2 separate regions of the Mus musculus genome follow, and region 1 is linked to region 2. The links are chromatin contacts, found by Hi-C or POLR2A ChIA-PET in ENCODE. All regions are on one chromosome and are shown on one strand. Each heading gives the region's core, a stretch centred on a gene start or an enhancer-like site at or near the end of the contact. The rest is flanking DNA. Distances are from core to core; before and after follow the strand shown.

Region 1 (4,585 bases), core at 713-3,212, 42 kb before region 2:
TCCTGAGCAGGCAGTCCTCAGTACTATTCAACTCCATGGAATCAGGGAATCCTGGGTGAGTGCCAGGCCCACACTTCTCACTAGAAAGGATATGAAATGACCTGTGATCCTCACACTCAGCTCTGCATCCTAAGTCAAACTAAATCGGCTGTGAATGCTTTGTGACGTGTGCAAGAAACCTGAGGGCTGATGGTGGGTGTTTCATCCAACTGAAGATGACACTGCGCCTGACATCCTGAGTGGATAAAAATGGCTCTTTATGTTGGGCACAAAAAGACAGATGCAGTTGCACATGAAACTATATGTGAGATGTCTACTATCAGCTTTAAAACAATCCCGGGGATGGGGGGAGGGGGGCGGTGTGCAACAAGCAGTAGGCTAGGATAAGCACTAAACCTGATGTCCAGGAGTTGCTATCCTCTACTCTCTGGCCTCACCTTCTCTGTAGCCATGTAGTATTTTCTCCAGTAGCAAGTTAAGGTTTGTGTATGCATTTTCTAAGTACAGCTCACTATGTGTTGCTTCAGCACAAATGCATGTTTTATGGGAGTATTTTCTCCACATAAAGACTTAAGGATGGAGAGTCCATTTCTTTCTAATTTGATAGGTATAGGTTCCAACAAGTCCAAACACCACCCCCATGCCTGTACTCACACTGCCCAGTGCAGGGACTGGAGACCAAGACCCTCTAACTCCACCACACCCCTTATAACCTTCCTGCCTCATCCTCTGGTCACGATTCTAAAGGCCAGTAAACATCTCAGCAGGTGTGCCACCTGGAACAGGAGGGGAGAGGACAGCCCATCCCCCAGGAAGTGAAGCTGGAGACAAGCTGCCCTAAGCATGCCAGGTGAGGACATCATGCCAGGTGAGGACCGCCCATCTCTCAGTTGGATTTTTTTTTCTTTTTTTCATACTGACAAGACAATCTTGAGAGACAAGAATCAGAAATACTCATCTCACACCAGTCTAAAGAGGTTCCAGGACACTCAGAGAACCTGGAACTGAGACACGAACAGAGAAAGTGCTTCAGAAGGGTGCAGGGATAGGTCAGGGCCTGGACCATTCTTGAGAATCTCTGAAGCCCCATCCGATTCAATTCCCTCGACTCTCACCCGAGAGTGCAACCAGCCCATCAGGGTGGTCCTGGGAACTGCACAGGGCAGTTCTGTAAAGATCATTTGCAGTGCTAAGTATAACCACCACTCAGGACTAAGTTTTTTGCCGTGAAATGCCAATTGTGTGCAGGAAATCCATACAGAGCTGGAGCCACCGCTCAGTGGCAGAGTACTGACCCAGAGTGCAAATGGTCCTTTATTAGAGTCCTCGGCATCATGAAAGAAGAAACCCCAGACTGCAAAGTTCCTAGGCTCAGTCAGAATTACAGATACACAGGTCCTTCTGCAGGTCACATCCTAGTTCCAGAGCTCCCATCCTTCACTCCAACCCTCAAACGTTAAGGATCATAGCCTCTTTCCTGGGAAGCATAAGGTGGACCTAAATGTAGAGTCAACAGCAGGACTTCAATCCTGTCCATGCTGATGGTCCTCAGAGCACTGAGATTTGATATGGGGAGCTGAAGGGAGTTAGGGCACATTTATACTTGGTGACCTGCCTCCTGGTTCTGAAGATCTGCCTCAGGGACAGCGGGGAATTTTAAGGAAAAGTGCTGGGTTTTCAGGCAACAGCTTCTAATGACATGGGTAGAGGTCACACATCAAGCAAGTATTTCCTGTCATCCATGAGATGATGGACCTCATGCTAAGCAGTCACAGAAGCCTTCCAGGATCTCTCAACATCATGTACAGAATGGCTGGAGTGCACCATGCTCACCACCCCCATCCCCTACCCGGCATGCTCTGTGGCATTCACCCAGCTTACCTCCTGCAGGGCCTTTGAGTTCTCACACCTTCTTCAAAGAATCTGACTGCACCAGGACTCTAGCTGCCTTTCTGCAAACCCTGAGCACAGAAACTGGAGGGCGGGGCCAGTGTGAACAGTTTCAGTTTGAAGAACAGAGGAAACAGTCCCCTGTTGTGGTGGATGCTTCAGTTTAGCCCTAGGTGAATCCCTTCCTTCTTGGGCTTGCTGTGATGTCAAGTCACAGCCAGTGCTTTTGTTTGATGGTGTTGGCTCTGAAGACCGTTCAGTGGTCCACATGTTGCTTAGGACACTCCATCATCTGCTGCAGGACTGCATGCTGCTCCTCTTTGCAGGAGTGTGGCCCTAATCTCCAAACTGAGAGGAGTACTCAACACTGAGGGGGCTCAGCGAAGCATGTGCCATCTCTAGCCACCCTTGAGGATCACTCTTAGCTGAACTGTAACCTCCTGAAAGATCATCCCCTGTGCCCAGGTAGCTCCTGATCAATGATTGGTCAGCATGGAGATATAAAGGCACATTCTTTGGTGCCAATTTGGGATATAGCTAGAATTCCACCTTAGCTACCACACTTCAACTGAGCTGACTCTCTGGTCTTCTTGACACTTATTACATCCCTGTGTCTTCTTTTACTTCAGTGTCTTAGAAGTCTTGATCCTAGAAGCCATCCTAATTACATTGTGCACCTGCATATCTGCATGTAACAGCCTGTTAGCTATGCACTCACCCTAGGAGCGTCAGAAAGTTCTGTCTGCTTCTCTTCTCTGTGTTGGTGAAAAGCTGAGGGCTCACTTTGGGGGAGGGTCCAGGCTTAGCATTACTCAGGCTGTGGTACTTGAGATAGTCTAGGGTAACTGTCATGGCTACATCATGCAGGGTAATTATTTTAATCTTTTGAAAAGGTGGCTCTATTTGTGACTGATTTAAATGTCTACATAACAACTAGCTTGCTGTCCTTATTTATTTATGGTAGTGTATACCCAGAAGTAGACTTAAAACCTTCCATGAGGAGTTACCTCCCCCTTCCTTTTATTTACAAGATGCACACACACACACACACACACACACACACACACACACTTAGTTGTTCTTACCTCTCCAGTACCCTCTTATCCTGCTTCTTCTCTCAGTGAAACCCTTCTAACTCTCTCTAAGTCCCCCTCCCAGTTTCATATTTTCTCATTGTGTATGATATAGAGTTCAATTAGGGTTGCTTGCATGGATGTGGCTTATTTTCTGTAGTTTTGACAACTATTTCACTGAAGAAAATTATACCCTTCTCTTCTAGCAACCACTTGCTGCCGTTAGTTCTTTAGGGAGAAGTGAGACTCATAGGCCCTTCCCCCACCCATGATGAAATATGATGAGTCCAGCATTCTTCAGGTTTGTACAGGAATACAGAGCTGCAGGGATTCAAGAGTGTAAAGGTCATACCATCCTCTGGCTCTTATATTCTTTCTGCCTCATTCCATGAGCCTTGGAAGGCGTGACAAAGCTGTCCCATTTAGGGCTATGAATCCCATTATTTCTCATTCTTGACACGTTGACCAGTTATGAATCTATCTATGCTAACTGTTGCCAGAAAATAGAAATTTCTGTTACTGAGGATGTAACTGTGGATATAACTCTGCATTGAGAAGACAACTGGATAACATTACCACTTAGGAAAATACTAGTAGAAGCTTTCCCCTGGAGACTTATGACTTTGTCAGCCAAGGGCTCTGAACCAGGTAAACTGTACCAGGCATGGGCTTCCTCATATGGAATGGGCCTCAAATCCAAGGAGAACAGACTTGGTTGCCCCAATAACAATCATGCCTCTACTGCATCAGAAGACACACTTTGCCTCTCAGGATGGTATTGTAGATTGCAGGATCCATAGTCAGCTTTATCTTTTAAATGTTCTTACCTGGTAGCACCATCACACCAAGAACCAAACTTCCAGTGCATAAACCTTTGGGAGACATTTAAATTATATGCAAGCCATAGAAGCATCTAAATAGATGGTCAAACTATATTTCTTTTTGACAAAACAGGAATAATCACAACCAAGCTAAACTGGTTCCCTGACCATAGAGATAAAAAACCTTGCAAACAGTCAAGGAAAGAAACAAACCTTTAAGGCAGTGAAGATATTAACATGGATACTGAAGAGAGAAAGACCTCTTACACTCATAGATTGGCAGAACTAATTCTGTCAAAATTGCAACATTATGGAAAGAAACCTCCAAAAAGCATAATCTCGATAAAAACTCTGATGACATTCAACTAGGGAAAAAAGAAACAATTATATAGAAGCAGAAAAGATGCTGAAGAGTGAATTCTTAACCAAAAGAGCATTGCTGTAGATACCATAATACCTGACTTCAAACCATACTATAGAGCCAAAGTGATAAAAGCATCATTGTACTGTCACAAAAACAGACATGCTGATGGATGAGTTACAGTAAAGGACTTAGGAATAAACTGCACAGCTGTGGACACCTACTATTTTGAAAATTTGTCAAAGCATACATTACCAAAAAGCTTTTTCAGCAAATAGTGATATCAAACTACATATCCCCACACAGAAGAACAAAGTAAGATCCTTAATTCTCACCCCATAAAAAAAAAATCACAGAGTGGATCAAACACAATGACAGACCTGAAGCTTTGAAACCGTAGAGGAAATCTCAGGAAATTCTTCAAAATGTTCATACAGGCA
Region 2 (4,027 bases), core at 489-2,988:
AACAAGATGATCATGTACTTCAGGGCTGCCTCCCCAAAAAGACCCTTGATCAGAGCGACCGTTTTCTGCTCTTCTTCAGTGTAACGGTCCAGTCGCAAAACCAGAATAATGGCGTGAGGCCCAGGGCAGGAGTAGAGAACGCAGCGGCTGATCTCGAAACATGTGGTTTTCATGGTCTCCTTGGTGTCAAAGAGCCCAGGAGTGTCGACTACAACAAGGTTTTTCCCCTTCCACTCCCTGTATGCTCTCTGGCAGGTCTTGGTAACAGCATTGGCACAAATCTTAGAATCAAATTGACGTCTCCCGAGGATGGTGTTGGCTGTAGCACTCTTCCCATTTCCAGTCTTCCCTACCAGAATGATCCTCACTTCAGTGTCTCCCTGGCCAGCCATGTCAAGGCAAGCTGACTCTAAAGATCTGAATGCACAGATCTTAAGGAAGGAGAAGAGAGGAAAATTACCTATTAGACAAATGGAAAGCACTCCCGATCCTTTCTTTTTTTCCTTTTCTCCTGAAATTTTGCAGTGTTCTATAGTTTTAAAAGGCTGATGATCTGGATATCATTTAGGCTGTTCCTGATGGCATGGACAGGCTGTCTCTAGTCCTGCTACCGCCTTCATGCCAATATTGGAACAGATGTTCCTGGCTCATGCCCAATGCCAGGTCTGGGAAATGAGTGCGCCCAAATCGTTACTGTGCCAAATACCTGAAAGCCCAGGATGACTATAGAGGTCAACAGCTTACTATATATTTTATGACGACCTAGGAGAGGCATTCAAGGACTCAAACATAAAGAAAGTGTAAGGAAGGCAGGGGCAGGTAGGATCTCAGTGAGTTCAAGGCCAGCCTGGTCTATAGAGTGAGTTTCAGGACAGGCAAGGCTATACAGAGAACCCCTATCTCAGACCAAAGAGAGAGGGGGAGGGGGAGGGGGGAGGGGGGAGGAAGGGAGGGAGGGAGAGAGAGAGAGAGGGAGAGAGAGGAATTGTTCATCTCCCCTGCTTTGACTGGTACACAGTTAATATGTTAATTATTACAGTTAAATATCACACTGAAGCCAGAAATATGCTCACTTATCATGTTAATAAACATGAAACAAAACCCCCAAGACAGTTAAAACAATCCTGCATAACAAAAGAACTGGCAGAAGTGTCACCACTTCACCTCAGAGTGTACTACAGAGACATAATAAAGAGAAAGCAACAGACAAGATGCAAAACAAGACTCGGAGCCCCTAGACTACACTGTGGCTTCAGCAGCCCTCCGTCAAGCCAAGGGTCACACAGCCACACATGCAAATCTGTCTGTTGTACAATTAAGAGGAGTCAGCACATTGAGGTAAGAAAAAATGAATTAAACATGATCTGAGTTCTCTCCCAACTCTAACGAACCTGCCTTGGGGGACACAGAACTTTCTATAAAGGGCACCAGGCCCTCTGTGACCTTCCCCACAGACACACTGCAACGCATCAGTTCATCTCCTTATATCTCTTAGCCTCCACCCCTCCCCCCAGCAGCTTCCTCCCTGTGCAGACACAATACTTCCACCCCCATAGATGCTCCATTCGCCCTCCCTCTCACAGCTCCCTCGCTCCAGGTCTCTTCCAGCCAGACTCACCTTCTTCTGCAACAGTTAATGAGAGTTCAGGATCTCTCCAAGGAACCAATTTGACCTGGTTCAAGTTTTCTACTGAACTATGAAGTAAAACTTCCCTCATTCCCTGACAGGAAGTTCTATGGGTGGAGCCAATTGTAGCTTCCCCCCCCCCCCCCCCCAGCCTGAAGCGGGCGGGTACAGACCTTGTTGCCTCGGAGGTGGGGCCACCTGCGGTGCAACTTTCTGACTAGGCTGGCTCCTTTTGAAGAGACAACTGCCCTGCTCTTCTGCTACCTGCTCAGAGGCTGAACCTGTCTTCCTGAGACATTCCTGGCGACCGCGTGCTGACAGAATGGCTCCAGGCACGGAGAATGAACTGGCAGTGGGGATGGGCCTTCCCCCTTATAAGCACACTCTCTTAGTAAACTCAACTCGCGGGCCTGATCAGAGAAATTTTTGTCTTGGCTTCATTATCTTTTCTCACAGTCTAAGTCTCTTTCAGCCCCAGCCTGCCTCCCAGGTGCACCCCGTTCATGTAGGCCGCGGGCCGGCTTACAACAGGAGCCAATGAAGAAACCATTTGCTTTTAAAGAAACAGAAATATTTTCTTGTAATTTAATAGGTGCTTCAGCTCTGTCAAGTTGAAGCCTTTTCTCTGTATGTCTATTATAATGCCAAACGTTTCTAAATATTTTTTTATTATTATTGTTTGGTTTTTTTTTTTTTTTTTTTTTTTTAGATTACTGATGTGTTTATAAAAAGATAACGAGAGAAGGAGGGATATGCTCTATGGAAGGTGTAGTGAGGTATGGGAGGAGTTGTCCCAGCAGTCCCATTCCAAGGCATCACTTGTTCCTGAGGGACCAGCCACACGACGGTATAATATAGAATAGAGTTTATTCAGGGCATGGGGAGGGAAGTCAAGAGGGTAGAAGAAGCAGAGAAACGCAGAGGGGTTAGAGAGTACAGAAGTAAAGGCCAGCCATGGGCATGTGGAGAGAGCGGGGCAGGGGCGAGGGGATGGAATGGGGAAGGGACAAGGGAGCAGATAGCAAGAAGAGAAGAGCAAGAGCGGGAGAAGGGGGCAAGCAGCCCCTTTTATAGTGGGTGAGGCCTACCTGGCTGTTGTCAGGGAATTGTGGGGTGGAGTTTAGACAGAATGCTAACAATTACAGTCTCAGGTAGCCCAACCTACAGTTGAACTCACAGTGTGTGGAGGATGACCTTGAACTGAAAGCTGAGAACCTGGTAATTACTCAGTCCTTGAAGCTAGATACCTCAACAGTTGGAGTTGTCTCAAGATTGTTGGTTCCCAAGGCAGACAAGAGATGGTAGGTAGAGCATTGCCCATACCCTGGACTTCTCTCAGAGAGCTGGGCAGGAGGGTGGCTGCTCCCTACCCAAATCAGGCATGGGCCTACTCAACTTTTTAAGTTAAGAATCAGTTAAGCTTCTGATTCCCTGCCAGAGAACTGGCTTAACATTTGCCTGACTTCAGTCAAGTCTGCATATGCAAATTAGGTGTTTCCTCCCTTGTTCTTTTTTTTTTTTTTTTTTTTTTTTTTTTTGGTTTTTTGAGACAGGGTTTCTCTGTATAGCCCTGGCTGTCCTGGAACACTTTGTAGACCAGGCTGGCCTCAAACTCAGAAATCCGCCTGCCTCTGCCTCCCGAGTGCTTTGATTAAAGGCGTGCGCCACCATGCCCGGCTCCTCCCTTGTTCTTTTGTCCTCCCCTCCCTCACTGAGCTATATAAGCTAGCCCTGTTAAGTCAATAAATGAGCTATCCTCCAATATAGTGCGAGTCCTGAGACTACAGCTGGTGCGTAAGAGCCCTATAGCCCTCAGTGAAAACTTGAAAATGCTGATTCTGATATCAGTAAAGGAATCAGCACCAGCTACAGTACAAGTCTGCAGGAGGGAGACCTAGGGAGCAAAGAAGGAAATGAGCCTCCTTCTCCACACCCTTTCCCTCGGGCCCGCTACCAGTTAGTGGGCCCCGAAATAAACCAAGGCAGTCAGGACAGCTCTCCAGGTGAGGCTCCCTACTCAGGTAGCCCTATTTTGGGGCAAGTTGACATAAAAACAATTACAATGAAGTGCCACACCAGGCTTCAAAAATATTTTTGTTCATGTCTAGAGTGATACTGAACATACAAAGAAGCCTAGATCTTCAACTATTTTCCTTATGTCCCCTCTACTAATTCCAAGCTTTTAGACTTTACATGAAGATTTCTCATTCGGTTGTAATTAATTTTTGTCTGAGGTGAAGGATGTGGAACCTTGTCTCAGTTTTCTGCATGCGATACCCAGGTTCTCAAACACCATTTGCTAAAAGGCTGCCTGTTCTCCAACATGTCTCTCTAGTAGCTTTATTGGAAATCAGATGGCTATAACTGCACATTTATTTCTCGGTCCTATGTTCAAAAGAA

What was found. Hi-C counts contacts between places; a loop is a spot of excess contacts on that map. ChIA-PET counts read pairs that join two places held with the same protein, here RNA polymerase II (POLR2A).
Region 1: a map of regulatory T cell shows a loop between it and region 2 (2.0-fold over the local background). The contact joins the promoter of Gimap7 here to the promoter of Gimap9 in region 2. A Hi-C loop is called at or near these places in 2 of 37 maps with a recorded cell type or tissue (left cerebral cortex and regulatory T cell). POLR2A ChIA-PET finds 5 or more read pairs at or near these places in 2 of 5 experiments (Patski and embryonic stem cell).

The regions. Positions count from the first base shown.
Region 1 is chr6:48,715,998-48,720,582 of GRCm38, reverse strand. It overlaps Gimap7 (GTPase, IMAP family member 7), which reads right to left and starts at 1,962. Exons shown (of 2, transcript NM_146167.3): 1 at 1,882-1,962.
Region 2 is chr6:48,673,846-48,677,872 of GRCm38, reverse strand. It overlaps Gimap9 (GTPase, IMAP family member 9), which reads right to left and starts at 1,738. Exons shown (of 2, transcript NM_174960.2): 1 at 1,619-1,738; 2 at 1-431. The coding sequence starts at 392. Gm46958 (a long non-coding RNA gene) reads left to right here and starts at 1,064. Exons shown (of 2, transcript XR_001785233.2): 1 at 1,064-1,338; 2 at 1,849-2,041.